Linked DNA regions of Homo sapiens: region 1 is linked to region 2. A link is an interaction called in ENCODE POLR2A ChIA-PET data of the cell type or tissue named here. Cell type or tissue: PC-9. All regions are shown on one strand. Each heading gives the region's core, and the rest is flanking DNA. Links, peaks and the distances in the headings are about the cores only.

What was found. ChIA-PET counts read pairs that join two places held together with the same protein. Peaks named below come from ENCODE experiments on the same cell type or tissue, not always from the same donor. Only the 100,000 strongest peaks of a DNase experiment are listed, where the experiment ranks them.
Region 1: POLR2A ChIA-PET joins it to region 2 with 13 read pairs; 7 of 35 experiments call an interaction of 5 or more read pairs at or near these places.

What each region holds. Positions count from the first base shown.
Region 1 is chr1:12,389,266-12,396,874 of GRCh38, forward strand. All of the region lies in intron 60 of VPS13D (vacuolar protein sorting 13 homolog D), which reads left to right. Among named protein-coding and RNA genes, the nearest start is that of SNORA59A, 110 kb to the right of the region's middle. In PC-9, for the core only: no CTCF peak of the experiment used is centred there; no DNase peak of the experiment used is centred there.
Region 2 is chr1:12,592,791-12,600,399 of GRCh38, forward strand. All of the region lies in intron 1 of DHRS3 (dehydrogenase/reductase 3), which reads right to left. Among named protein-coding and RNA genes, the nearest start is that of MIR6730, 18 kb to the left of the region's middle. RefSeq lists an enhancer at 1-491. In PC-9, for the core only: no CTCF peak of the experiment used is centred there; DNase peaks (open chromatin) are centred at 2,511, 3,271 and 3,871; H3K4me3 peaks cover 1,798 bases; H3K27ac peaks cover 2,500 bases.

The DNA of each region.
Region 1 (7,609 bases), core at 2,571-5,070, 200 kb before region 2:
TCTTTTTTGGCAGCACCCTCACAGACACACCCAGGATCAATACTTTGTATCCTTCAATCCAATCAAGTTGACACTCAGTATTAACCATCACAAGTCCACCCTTTGTCAACTGCCGAGATTATAAGGTCATAATTACACCTAACATAATACAGCCATCCTTCGTACAGCTGGAAACACACCAGTCCCCAACCCAAATACTATTACATAAAGTTAATGATGCTTGAATGCTGATATGAAGTCAATAAATCTATGTCACATAATGAAGGAGAAAGGAAATAAAATGAAGATATTTTCTTAGTACAAGTGTATACATGCACAAACATGTTTTTAACAAAAGAAAGAGGAAATACTCATGACAATTGCAGTCCTTGTTTCTGCAGCTGGTCATGTGGTCATAGCTAGTATTGATGATTACCCTTTCTACTACCCATTCTGTATTCCCTTTACCTTCAGCAAGCACCTCATCAGGTCATGGTTTTGTGGGATTTTTTCCTGGTGGAGTGACCCAAACCTTCCTTCCTGAGGGGTCTGGACCATTTGTAGTCCTGCCTGGATTGGGCTGTTGTAGTTTCCCATTGCCTTAATCACAGGGCATGGTAATCCTAAGAGATGCCCTAATGGATCTCCTGTATTCCATGCATAATCTTCCTTACCTCCATTGTGGAGTAGTAGACTGATTTCATCTTGATAATCTGGGTCAGTCACCCCAGCCAACACTGTAACTCCCTTCTTAGCCTCTTGACCTAAAGTTAGGCGGAGCCCAAAGTGTCCAGGTGGTAATCTTAACTTCCAGTTTAATGGAATCATTGTTTTGTCTCCTGGTGGCAGTGTTCCTCCCTCTGGAACTAAGACCTCTAAGCCAGGAGAACTAATGTTGCAGGAACAGAAAGCAAAAATTTTGCTAGTGGATCATTAGGGGTGATGATGAATGGTGCCACTTCCTCTTCCACCCATTGATTCCTGGACCTCTGAATCCTGGCCATGGGAGAAACAGTACCATATATTGGATGCTGATTCAGAGCATACATAGCCTTCTGGAGAACTTTGCCCCAGCTATTATCATCTAGTTGGCATTGTAATTGTGATTTCAAAAGGCCATTTCACCATTCTATCAATCCAGCTGCTTCAGGATGATGAGGAACATGGTAAGACCAGTGAATTCCATGAGCATGAGTCCACTGCCGCACTTCTTTAGCCGTAAGGTGAGTGCCTTGGTCAGAGGCAATGCTGTGTGGAATACCATGACAGTGGATAAGGCATTCCATGAGTCCACAGAGGTAGTCTTGGCAGAAGCATTGCATGCAGGATAGGCAAACCCGTATCTGGAGTAAGCGTCTATTCCAGTGAAGACAAACTCTGCCCTTTCCATGATGGAAGAGGTACAATATAATCAACCTGCCACCAGGTAGCTGGCTGATCACCCAGAAGAATGGTGCCATATCGAGGGCTCAGTGTTGGTCTCTGCTGCTGGCAAATTGGGCATTAAGCACTGGCTGTAGACAGGGCAGCCTTGGGGAGTGGAAGTCCATGTTGCTGAGCCCATGCATAACCTCCATCCCTGCCACCATGGCCACTTTGTTCATAGTCCCAGTGGGCGATGGCAGGAGTGGCTGGGGAAAGAGGCCGAGTGGTGTCCACAGAACAGGTCATCCTATCCACTTAGTTGTTAAAATCCTCCTCTGCTGAGGTCACCCATTGGTGAGCACTCACATGGGATACAAGTATCTTCAGTTTTTGACCACTCAGAGAGGTCCATCCACATACCTATTCCCAAATTTCTTTGTCACCAGTTTTCTAATCATGCTCTTCCAAGTCCCTGACCATCCATCCAGCCAAATCATTGGCTACCTCCCATGAATCAGTATATAATCACACATCTGGCCATTTCTTCTTCCATGCAAAGTGCATGACCAGATGCACTGCTCGAAGTTCTGCTCTCTGGGAAGATTTTCCTTAACTGCTGTCCTTCGGGGATGTCCTAGAAAGGGGCTGTAGTGCTGCAGCTGTCCACTTTTGGGTGGTGCCTGCATATCGTGCAGAACCATTTGTGAACCAGGCTCTAGTCTTCCCTTCCTCTGTCAATTGATCATGGGGAATTCCCCATGAAGCCATCAGTGCAGGCTAGGGGAGAGAAGGCAGGGTGGCAGGAGTGGAGACCATAGGCATTTGAGCCACTTCCTCATGTAACTTACTTGTGCCTTCAGGACCTGCTCGAGCCCAATCACATATATACCACTTCATTTGATGATGGAATGCTGCTGTGTACGACCCACTTTATGGCTAGATGGGTGGGTCAGAAAGCACCCAGTTCAGTTTGCAGGTGTGCACCACCACATGCAGCTAATTTATATATTTTTTGGTAGAGATGGGGTTTCACCACGTTGGCCAGCCTGATCTCTGACTCCTGACCTCAAGTGATTTGCCCACTTCAGCCTTTGTTTTTATTTTTAATTTGTAAATAAAATCTTTCATTTGGGTAACTGTAAATCTATGTGATCAAACAAAACATCTTATTTTATTTTATTGCTTTTTACAGCTAGTTAAGTGAAGCAGTGGGGATAAACACTTTTACTCCCAAAAGATGTTTTGTGTTTTTTTTAAATATTTTTTTTGAGACAAGAATCTTGCTCTGTCACCCAGGCTGGAGTGCAGTGGTCCTCCCTCGGGTCACTGCAACCTCCTCCTCCTGGGCTCAAGTGATCCTCCCACGTCAGCCTCCCAAGTAGCTGAGAATACAAGTGTGTGGTGCCACACTTGGCTGATTTTTGTATTTTTTGTGGAGACAGGGATCTTGCCGTGTTGGCCAGGCTGGTCTTGAACTCTTGGACTCGAGCCATCTGCCCGCCTAGGCCTCCCAGGGTCCTGGGATTATAGGTGTGAGCCACTGCATCCAACCCAAAAATGTTATTTTTCTTTTGCCATAAATGACTATATTAAGATCCTTGGCTGGGCCCGGTGGCTCACACCTGTAGTCTCAGCACTTTGGGAGGCCAAGGCGGGCAGATGGCCTGAGGTCAGGAGTTTGGCCAACATGGTGAAACTCCATCTCTATTAAAAATGCAAAGATTATCCGGGCAGTGGCGGGTGCCTGTGGTCTCAGCTACTTCGGAGGCTGAGACAGGAGAATCGCTTGGACCTGGGAGGTGGAGGTTGCAGTGAGCCGAGACCACTCCTTTACACTCCAGCCTGGGCAACAAGAGCAAGACTCTCTCAAAAAAAAAAAGTCCGTGATGAAATTTTAAGAAATTCTTGATTAAAATAATATTATTGTATAAATGTTAAAAAAAAAAAAAAAAAAAGAAAGCACACAGTTCAGGATGGGCAGTTCAGGTTGCGTGGTGACTTGATGACCCATAGTCAGATGTTCATTTTCCACCAAAGCCCAGTAACAGGCCAAGAGCTGTCTCTCAAAAGGACAGTAGTTATCTGCAGAAGATGGCAGGGCCTTCCTCCAAAATCCTAGAGGCCTCTGCTGTGATTCACCTATGGGGGCCTGCCAAAGGCTCCAAACAGCATCCCTATCTGCCACTGACACCTCAAGCACCATTGGATCTGCTGGGTCATATGGCCCAGATGGCAGAGCAGCTTGCACAGCAGCCTGGACCTGTTGCAGAGTCTTCTCCCATTCTGGACCCCTCAAAACTGGCAGCCTTTCGGGTCACTTAATAAATGGGCCGGAGTAATACACCCAAATGAGGAATGTGTTGCCTCCAAAATCCAAATAGGCCCACTAGGCATTGTAACTCTTTCTTGGTTGTAGGAGGGACCAAACGCAGCAACACCGTTAACTTAGAAGGAATGTCTTGGCAGGCCACACACCACTAGATCCCTAGAAATTTTGCTGAGGTAGAAGTTCCCTGAATTTTAGTCGGATTTATTTCCTATCCTCTGGCACGCAAATGTCTCACCAATAAGTCCAGTGTGTTTGCTACTTCTTGCTCACTGGATCCAATCTGCATAATGTCATCAGTGTAATGGACCAGTGTGATATTTTGCGGAAGCAAAAAGCAATCAAGGTCTCTCCAAATAAGATTATGACACAAACCTGGAGAGTTGATATACCCCTGCGGTTAGGACAGTAAAGGTATATTGCTAGCTTTGCCAGCTGAAGGCAAATTGCTTCTGGTAGGCCTTGTGGACAGGAATGGAGAAAAAGGCATTTGCCAAGTCAGTGGCTGCATACCAGGTACCAGGAGATGTGTTAATTTGCTCAAGCAATGAAACCCCACATCTGGTACAGCAGCTGCAATTGGAGTCACCATTTGGTTAAGCTTACGATAATCCACTGTTATTCTCCAAGATCCATCTGTCTTCTGCACGGGCCAAATGGAAGAGTTGAACAAGGATGTGGTGGGAATCACCACCCCTGCATCTTTCAAGTGGCACTAATCTCCACAATCCCTCCAGGGATGTGATACTGTTTTTGGTTTACTATTTTTCTAGGTAGAGGCAGCTCTAAGGGCTTCCATTTGGCCTTTCCCACCATACTAGCCCTCACCCTACCAGTCAAGGAGCCAATGTGGGGGTTCTGCCAGCTGTTAAGTATATCTATGCCAATTATGCATTCTGGCACTGGTGACATGACCACAGGATGAGTCTGGGGACCCACTGGACCCACTGTAAGTCAGACCTGAGCTAAAACTCCATTAATTACTTGACCTCCATAAGCCCCTACTTTAACTGGAGGGCAACAATGACATTTTGGGTCCCCTGAAATCAACGTCAGCTCAGAGCCAGTGTCCTGTATCCGCGAAATGTCTGATCCTTTCCCTTTCCCCAGTGCACAGTTACCCTGGTAAAAGGCTGGAGGTCTCCTTGGGAAGGATGGGAGAAAGATTCACTGCGTAAATTGTCGGCAATGTAGTGGGGTCCTTCCTCAAGGGGATCCGGCCTCCCCTTCATTCAAGGGGTTCTGGGTCTGTAAACTGGCTCAAGTCTAGAAATTGACTGAGGGGCCATGATTCTCTGTTTTTATAATTCAAACTAGTTTTTTGTCCATTCAACCTAGAAGTTTTCTGCTTGTATAAATTAAGTAGGAATGCAGCAGGCTTCCTATTAATTTCGCTTCTAGGAACACCATGATTAATTAGCCAGTGCCAGAGCTCTACATGAGTCAGACTATTCTGATTGCCACTTTGCCTCTGCTGTGCATTATGGTAGCTATGCCCACCTTGCCTTTGACGATTGAGTGCTGCCACTTGGCAACCTGCCACCTCGGGATCCAGTTATCCCCATTGTGTTTAAATTTTGTAGCTAATGATTGCTGTTCCCACCGTTAGATCTGACATACAGAGAAAAGCAATTACAGGGCTCTTCAAAGATGCAGGTGCTGCCCTTACAAATCTGTTCCGCAAGGCATTGGTCAAGGATATATCTTCTGGACCCTCCCAGCTGGGATGAGTAGGTCTGAAGTGGCTAATCCACTCCACCATCCCAGTCTCCCTAATCCTTTGGATCCCTTCCTGTACGTTAAACCAAAGGAGATCACACATTTCCACCTCTCTCACGGTGGGCCATCTTTTAATCCATATTTCAGCTAACCAAGTAAATAAACTATTAGAACCTTTTTTACCTCTCCAAGCTGCAACATTAAAAGCAGAATGCCTACTTAGTGGGCCCAGATCAATAAATCCTGATCCAACCCTATGTTCCTTCCACTATTATCCCATACCCTTAATATCCATTCCCGTATCTGTTCTCCAGATTTCTTTCTATATAAATTAGAGAACTCAAACAGTTCTTTTCGAGTGTAGTACACCTCCTCGTGAGTCACACTCTCAACCTCACATCTAGGGGCCTGCCGGGACTTTAGGTCTAGAAGCAAACAGGGGTGTTGGGGGTGACTCCTGAGGAGAATCAACATTACTTTGCCTGGCAGCTGCCTCAAGAGAGGTCATCACTGTTGCCTTAGGCAGCATAGGATTCATCTCCTCAGACAAAGGTGGAAAGCTGATGACAGCATGGGTTGAGGAGATGTTGCCACTACTGGGGATGGGGAAGCTCATCCTTCTGGCAAAAAAGGCTCATCAGAGTTTACAAACTCAGTTTCCCCGAGTTTCATCAGGGTCCTCCCACACATCCCCATTCCAAGTTGCAGGGTCCCATTCTTTTCCAATCATTGCCCTCACTTTAACAGCAGACATCTGGTGAGGCTGTGTGTGCATCTTTCGGCGTGCATCTTTCATTGCAGGTCAGCCACTTGCATGACAAGAGCTTGTGTCTGTTTTTCCACAATTTCAGCTCTTTCTCTGCAGGAGATAAGACTCTCACTTAGGGCAATCTTAGCAGATTTGAGGCTCAGTATCTGCTTCTGAAGCTGGGAGACAGAATCCCTGAGTTCATCATTTTCTTTCATTACTTTGTCCACTGAACTTAGGAGCAACCAACCAGCTTCATTATGTTACTTGGTTTTCTACATATGGTCAAAGGTATTATGTATAGAGTCACTAAAATCCTTGCCTCTCATGAGCGGTGAATCAGGAGTGTCAAATGCATTTATTTTGCATAATTCTCCAAACGGTTCACGCCAAGGACTATCAGCATTCTCCATACTATTAGAGGTAGAGTCCTTAGCAATTTTTTGGGGGGCTAATCATATTCAGCAGCCAACTCCAGAAACCCCAAAGCCAATGAAAGAACTCCATCCTTAATATTCTGTTCCTCTAGAACCACACCTGGTACCAAAATCTGTATTAGTCAGGGTTCTCTTAGAGGGATAGAACTAATAGGAGATATATATATATATATATATATATATATATATAGTTCTTTAAGATCAATAAAATTAATAAGCCTCTAACCAGTCTGAGCAGGAGAAAAAGAGAAGACATAGATTATTAATATCAGGAAAGAGAGAGATGCCAGACAAGCCAAATACTGACAAGTCTGGGGATGGGACTCCTGGGGGAGCTGCAAATTCCTTCTGGCTGCTGGAGTGTCTGCTAGGACTGCTTTGTTTGCAGTGTGACTGTAGGGCCGTTGGTTTTCAAGGCTACTGTGGAGCTGGGGTAGGGGTGAAGAGAATAGGACAAATTAAAATGCCACAGAGCTCGCTGTTCTCACTGAGTTTCAGCTTGTTTTCTTGAGTAAATGCTCCTTAGATTGTCGCAAGTTTTTTATTAACTTTCGGAGTTCTGAAAAAGTCGACCTTTACAATTTTTGGCAGAGTACTGTTAGTGTGCTATCAGAACAACTTCTATCTGTTTGTAACATCATACTTGGAACGCTTTTCCTTTATAAGCTTCATCAAAGTTTAAATATGTTCAGGAAACTAGTTCCTGGTAGACATTTCCAGAAGAAGAATCCAAAGCCCCAGACTGTGGTTCTTTTTCCCAAATGGACGAACTACATCCTTACTGGGAGTGTGTGCAATGTGTCTCCCATGACTGGGGCTCCTTCTCTCCCTTAACATGTCATGCGATTCCATCCAGATTGTCGAGGCCAGAACCTCTTTTCAGAAGAAATTTTTCTTTTATTATATATCACGAATAACAGAGAATTCAGGCTAATCGTATCCTATTTATTTGTGCACAGATAGAAAGTTAATATCTTGCAGCTATTTTTCCTTGTCCTCCTTTTTTCGACCTTACAGAGACAATTCAAGGAACCA
Region 2 (7,609 bases), core at 2,102-4,601:
CTTCCCCTCCACACCACTCCCTGTTTTCAGATGCCAAGCTCTTTTTAACCTCCGAAGGCTCTTCACTGTCCCACATTAAGTGTTTTCTCTCACTGTATGCCCACTCCACCACGCACCCTGTCAGCCTGACCTCTGAAATCCAGAGGCTTCTCACCACTTCTCGCCACCTCCACGGCGCCTTGGGGCCCTGCCTCAGCGCCCTTCACCTGGAGCACAAGTGGACCCCTCACCTGGTCCCAAAAGGTCACTTGGCTGCTACCTTTGCCCCAGGGCCCCTGCCTCAGTCTGTTCTCAACACAACAGCCAGAGATCCTTCTAGAATGTGTCAGACCACATCACCCTGCTTATGACTACTGATGGCTGCCCATCTCACAGACTGGAATCTAGTGTTTACTGGGATCGCAGGCCCTTCCTGGTCTGCCCCATCCCTCGTCTCAGCTACTCCCTCCTAGGTCTCGGCCCTGCAGAAGCACTGGCCCCCTCTACCTTAGGGCCTTTGTACTGGCTGCTCTCTGTTCTCTTTTCCCAAGTATCCCTCTCCTTGTAGGGCACCCTCTTTTCTTTTTAAAAAATTATTATGATTATTATTATTTGTAGAGACGGGGGTATCACATTGTTGCCCAGGCTGGTCTTGAACTCCTGGCTTCAAGTGATCCTCCTGCCTCAGTCTCCCAAAGTGCTGGGATTACAGGAGTGAGGTACCACACCTGGCCACCTTCTCACAGGTTCTGCTCAAGTGTCTCTTTACCCAAGAGGTCTTCATGTAAAATGCCCCAACCCCACAAACACCAGCTCTGATTTGATTTACAAATCTACCCTTCTTTGATTTCCTCCTTCCCAGTTGCTGAGACAGGCATGTCTCCCCCTGTGATGAGCACCTAGTGTTCCTGAGGACACTCCTTCAAATGCTAAAACCACGCCCTGCCAAGAGCCAGTACGTGACAACTGGGCAGTCTCCACCTCATCCCTGGGTGTGATTCTTGCGAAACTTTTTGGTTCTGGGACCACTCAGAAAACTCTCCAGGGAAACGATCACAAAAGCTGACTCTGGGCAGGCAGAACACTGCTCACTCCCAGCCAGAAACCCACGGGCTGATGTTTCTTTTCACAAACATCCCCAGCCTACAAGACTGGCCAGGGGCTCCACCTCCATCTGACTGCCCAGGGCCGCACTTGGCAAAACACGGAGGCAGAGAAACTCAGGCTAGAGTTCATGGCTGACACCTCACAACCTTTGCCCTTTTCCCCCACTGGACCTCTTGCTGGAAAGTGCTGGGTGACCTTGGGGTGGGGGTGCCAAGGAGAGGAGGGAGGAGCCAGCATCTACAGACCACCCTTCCCTCACAGCACACATCTCCAGATTACTGTCCACCGGGGTGGGATTCAAATTTGGACAGTCTAAGTAACTCATGCAGGCTGCACTACTAGAAGTTTCAAAGCAAGGCTCGGACTCCAAAGGGAAGCTCTTTTAACAACCCTGTCCTGCCTCATTCATTCATTCAAGGACTATTTGTGGAATTGTGTGCACCAGGCACTTTGGAGGCCCTGGGATCCAGCGGGGAATACATTTATCTCACTTGCGGAGTTTGCTTGTGTGTAAGTCCGGGGACAATGAGCATGAACACTTGTTCACGTGAACGAATGACTGTATAGTAAGTAGTTTTCTAGCCACTAGAAAGTGCTAGATGTGCATGGGAGGAACACATAGCTTTGTAGGGGGTTGGAGGGAGTGATTATGGGGTGGGAGTGGTATTCAGATGGTGGGGGAAAGGTGCAGGGAAGTCCTCTTGGTTAAAGTAACATTTTGGAAGAGACCTGAGGGAAGTGAAGGAGGGAGCGATACAGACGCGTGGAGGAAGAGCATCCCTGGTGGAGGGAACAGTTGGTGCAAAGGCCCTGGGGTGGGAATGAGCTTCCCCAGCACGGAGACCAGTGTGGAAGAGCAAGCGGGAGACACCAGCCACAGCAGGACTTTGAATTCTTTTCTGAGATGGGGTAGATTGGGAGGTTGTAAGGAGAAAAAAGACAGCCTCTGACATGAAGCTGGAAGGGGCTGGGCTGGGATGCTTAGGTGATGGGAGAAGAGGGATTCTGGACGGTTGCAGAGCTGGGTGCTGGAGAAAGTGAGCTTCCCAGAGGACACCAGAGCGTTTGGCCTGAGAAAATGGAAGAATGAGGTTGCCGTTCCCTGAGCCCCAGCGCCTCCCTCTCCAGGAGGGTTGGCTCTGGCAAGCCCCAGGTGTGCAGGAAGAGAATCCCAGGTCCCTTCAGCTTCCAGAACAATTGGTTTACGCAGAGGGAGGGGAGGGGAGGCGGTGAGCGAGAAAGCAGTTCCAGGTGGCAAAGGCAGCTCCGGGGGAAGAGGCTGCCCCAGCGCCTGGGACCCACCTAGCGCAGCGGGGGTGAGCCCAGTTTCCAATAACAAAGTGCCCGGGCCGTCCCAACCCTGGCCCTGACAGCTAACGAGCTGCAGCCGGCTCGGTGCGCGGCCGGGAGGCCAGCCTGGCTCACATGATGGCGTGAGGGGGTGGCAGGAGGAGCCGCCAAGCCTCAGCGGGTCGGGCAGGAGGCTCCAGGAAGTCTTTCTGAAAGTGGGCCCAGGGGCGGGCGCGGGGCGGGGCCGCGGGGGTCCCGGGAGGGGCTGGGCGGGGCTGCAGTGCCGGGTGGGGATCGGGCTGGGATCCCAAGCGGCGGATGGGAAAGGGGTGGAAAGGGGATGGGAAGGGGCGGGAGATAGATGGGGAGGGGGCGGGGCGAGGCTGGGGTCCTGGGTGCAGACTGGAGGGCGACTGGGTGGAGCGGGTGAGGAGGGGGCCAGGTGGTGTCCCGGGAGCAGATAGGGAGGGCTTTGCGGGGAAAGCGGGGAAACAGGTTGGGGTCCTGGGCCGGGCGGCGAAGGAAGGCCGAGGTGCGGTCAGGGTGCAGATGGGGGGCGATGGGACAGGCTGGGGGCTGTGGAGAGGAGCTGGGTTGGGATCCCGGGTGCAGCTGGGGAGGGGACAGGGTAGGTGGCTGCAGAAGGGGGCTGGGTTGAGGTCTCAGGTGCAGACGAGGAGGGGCTGGGCGGAGGGGGTGAGGAGGGGAGCCGGGCTGGGGGCCGGGGCGCTGCTGGGGTCCCCCTCCCGCCCCGGGACCGTCCGCTCTTGCCCAGACCCGTCGGTAAACAGACGCCGTGATGTCACGGGCGCCGCTGACCTGTGGCTGAACCCGGAGCTGTAAATGAGATGCAAGGTGCCAGCAGCCTCCGGCCGCAGGGCCTACGAGCCACACGCGCTCCTCCGCCGGCCCGAGGTTACCCCAGCTGCACACACGGACAGGATGCTGCAAACGCCACCAGACATTGCAACACGCAGCCAGTCTGCTGGCCGCTGCGTGAACCGTCCCGGCAGCCCTCGCCGCCCCTCTGGCGGGCACCCACCTCCCTGGAGCGGCCTCGCTCCCCTCGAGCACCCCTGGGGGCTGGCAGCTCCCACCCCTCCGGGGGCAGCCTCTCCTCTAGGGTCTCTGTCTCCGCTTCCCCGAGAAGCCTCTAAACCCGAGGGCTGGGCCTCCGGGGTCAGCTTCGGGTTTTCGTGGGAAGAGATTGGGGAGGTGCCTGCCTTTGCTCTGGGCTTTCTGGGAAGCTCATTACTTCTCCCTTGCAAAGCCTGGTTGGGGGGTTGCAGGGATGGCTTCCAGGTATAAAGAGGTATAAAAGTGTCCCGTTGGCCGCGCACCGCCCCTCCCTTCCGAAGCAGGGGGCCTGTTTATCCCGCGGAGCTCCCAGAGCAGCCCTGGACCGCACTAACTTGGCAGCCAGCGCTCAGAGCTGAGAGCCTGCACTGCCCTTTGGAATGAAAAGCAGCCTGGTTGGGGCCTCAAGGAATCTGCTCTGGAGTTGATTTGCTGTGTGACTTTTGGATGAGTCACTTGGCATCTCTGAGCTTCACCATCTCCATCTGGGGAAGTGGGGAAAACTGAAACTGGCCTCCCTGTGCTGGTGTGGGGAAGGTCAAAAGTGCAAGAAAATGCTCACCAAACCGCAGGGCCGGTCAGAAGCCTCAGGTGCAGGGGGCCTGGCACGGGGAGAACTTGGAGACCCTCAGAGAAACCAAGGCTGCCCTTCTCCTCACCCACTGCCCCCCCAAACTGAGCCTCTGGGTTTATTGTGAGAAGCCGGGGTGACGAGGTCTTTGGGGATGAATAGTCCCCCCTGGCTCAAGGAGACCCCCATTGACTCCCCTACTTGGACCTCATTAACTAATGATCACCCTGCCTTGTGGGGGGTGGGGAACCTAGAAATGACCCCAGATCTCCCCCCGCCCTAGACGGAGTCTCACTCTGTCACCCAGGCTGGAGTGCAGTGGCGCGATCTCGGCTCACTGCAACCTCCGCCTCCCGGGTTCAAGCGATTCTCCTGCCTCAGCCTCTCGAGTGCCTGGGATTACAGGCGCCCACCACCGCACCTGGCTAATTTTTGTATTTTTAGTAGAGACAGGGTTTCACCATCTTGGCCAGGCTGGTCTCGAACTCCTGACCTCAACTGGTCCACCCACCTCAGCCTTCCAAAGTGTTGGGATTACAGGCGTGAGCCATGGCGCCCGGCCTGAAATGACCCCAGATCTTTAGCGAGTACTCATGGAGTGCAACAAGGCACAGCTGAACTCCAGCCCTGATTCCAGCTTCTCCTTCACTGAATTTAATCTTTAACATCCTTCTGCCTCACATCCCTCTGCTTTCTTGTCTTTGCAGCACTTGGTCACTATCTGAAGTGATGGTGGTTATTTGTTTGCTTGGTTTTTGTCTATTTCTCCCATTCTCAAACACACACACTCTCTAGAATGTAGGCTGTCCAAGGAATTTCCAGGCCTGGCTTGGTAATTGGGTGCCCAGTGACTGTGTGAATGAATGAATGAAATAGTTTTGCCTCTTCTGTGAAACATTAGTAACTTCCCTTTGAGGGGAACTTGGGAGGAATGAAGTTGACAACCTGTGTGCTATGGCTGTCGTTAGGACCAGCCACATCATTCGCAGGGTCCCTGGTTCAAAAATTGTAAAGAATTGCAAGATGGTGACAGCCGAGCCTCAAACCAAGTGTAGGGCGCTTCTGAGAGCAGGGCCAGTGAGAATCCCTGGGTCACACCCAGGAAGCCAGCCCCAGCCATCGCACAGAGGGTGCCCAACAGGAACACCCAGTGGGACCTCGTGCCAAGTCACAAGCCTTCCACGCTCCCCCAGGCAGCAGGAAACACAAACACAGCTCCGGCAGAGCCACTCCAGGAAGAACGTATCACACATCCCCAGCAGACAGGTGACACCTGCCAAACTAAAAGTTGCCCGCACATCCAGTCTCTACATGTGCAGGGGCAGTGGACATGGCAGCGTATGAGCTGTAGGGGAAAGAGGAATAATAACAACAGGTAACCTGGGCAACATGGTGAAAGCCTGTCTCCACTAAAAATACAAAAGTTAGCCAGGCATGGTGGTGCGCGCCTGTAGTCCCGGCCACTGGGGAGGATCACGTGAGCCTGGGAGGTTGAGGCTGCAATAACCTGAGATCGCACCAATGCACTCCAGCCTGAGTGATGGAGTGAGACTCTGTCTCGGCAAGTAAAATAAAACAAAAAAAAATAACAACAGTACTCATCATAATTAGCATTTATTTAGGAGCTTCTCTGAGTTCAACAGTGAGGTTTACGGCCCCTTATCCTCCGTTCTAGAATCCAAAAAGCTCTAAAATCCTACATTTATTTTTGACACACGCGTTTAGAGCAAGCCCTAATTGGAACCATCATGAGGCTAGTTCTGGTCTCTTTATCCCACTGTGGTAACTATCACTGTGATTACGGGTGGCTGCCCTAGACCTTGCTGTGGGCATCACTAGGTATATGGCCTATCTGCTGGATTGCATTTCTAAAGTCCAAAACATCAGACCTATGAGACACAGCTAGCCTTAAGGGTTTCAGATAAGGGTCTGTAGACTTGAACTCGGCTTCTTTTTAGAGACAAGGCACTGAGACCCTGGAAGTATAAGTAATTAGTCAAGAGCAAAGCCAGGAACTAGCTGAGCAGAGACCCCCAAACCGGTTGGCGGTACCCCTCAGAGCTGCTAGCAGAAGAAAGAATTCAGCTCTTGTTTTGGAAAAGGAAATAAACATTTTACTGGAGTATCTCAGCATCTCCCTCATACTCCAACATGAAATTCAGAGGTCACTGAGCTGGTAGGCTCAATCACACACCAGGCTGATGTGTCCCAGGGAGACCTTCAGCTAATTAAACGTAATTTATGGACCAGCCTCTAAGGACAAGCCTTAAATTACTTGCAAGCTGTGCCAAGGTAGCTATCCTACAGGCTATTAATTAGGAATCGGTTTAATCTCTGCTAGGACGAAGGTCAACTGCCTTGGAGTTAACCCTTCCGGCTGACTGGTCTCATGCTATCAGGCTGTGGCTCTGGGCCCAGAGGGCCAGGGGATTCAGAGGAAGCGGGACATTCAATGGGAAATGGCCAGGCCAGCACACCCTGCAAAGACCAGGATGCTGGGAGAAAAGCCAGGCCCTTGGCCCATAGGGCCAGTTGAGGCGGGAATTTTCCCAAGCACCAGCCCCACAGAAAGTGATTTTCCGTGGTCCTCAGAGAGCATCACATCCCTCCAACATCAGAGAATTCTGTGGAAAATCAGGCTTCCGTCACCTTCCAGTAATGTGGGCTGGTCGTGCATCCTGTAGAAAGCCTTCAGTGGCTCCCTAGTGCTCTCCCAATCATGTCCAGACTTCACCCCACAACCACCAGGCTCTATGAGGTATGGCCCTGGCCATCTCTCTCCACTCCCTGCTCACACTTTTGTTCTGGCCAGGCCAGGGTCTTTTTCCCAAAGGAAACAAACTCTCTCATCTCCTATTTTCTAGCTCTGCTCTTTCCCTCTGCCTGGGATATTTTCCTTCTGCTGCTTCCATCTCATCCTTAACGCCTCAGCTTAGACCCCAGTCCTAGGCACAGCCAGGTTTCCTTTCCTAGAAGCCAGACTGCCTGGATTCGAATCCCATGGCTACCTGGGCTGTGTGACCTTGGGCAAGTATTTAACGTCTCTGAGCCCTAGTATTTCCATCTTTAAACTGGGAACAGTGACTGTGTCATAGGGTTGCTCTGAGGAGTAAATCAGATTGTCATGTAAATTGTTTAACACGTGGGTAGCACTTTATTAACAACAAAGACTGGTTGGAAGCCCCCGTCTGTGCTTGCAGCTGCCTTCAGCCATGGTCCACCCTACCAAGGCATGTAGGCTCAGAGAGGTCCAGTAACTTGCTCAAGGTCACACGGCAAGTGAATAGAAGAGCCAGCATATGAACTTTGGTGTGGTTGACTCCTGAACTCAAAATCTGAATCTCTATGCTTTACTGGCTCCTTGTGAAAGAAAGAACCGCACATCTGTGTGTGTGTGTGTGTACACGTACACACACACACACACAATCACACAAACATTTCCACTGACTTGAAGGCTCAGGAGATATCCCCAAAGCCAAGGCATGGATCTGCTGGCTGAGGAGGTGTGAGCCCTCGGAGGGCACCATGTGCCCAGTCCACACTGACCTTGTGTCTTGCCATCCCTTAAGGACCCCGTCTCCTCTG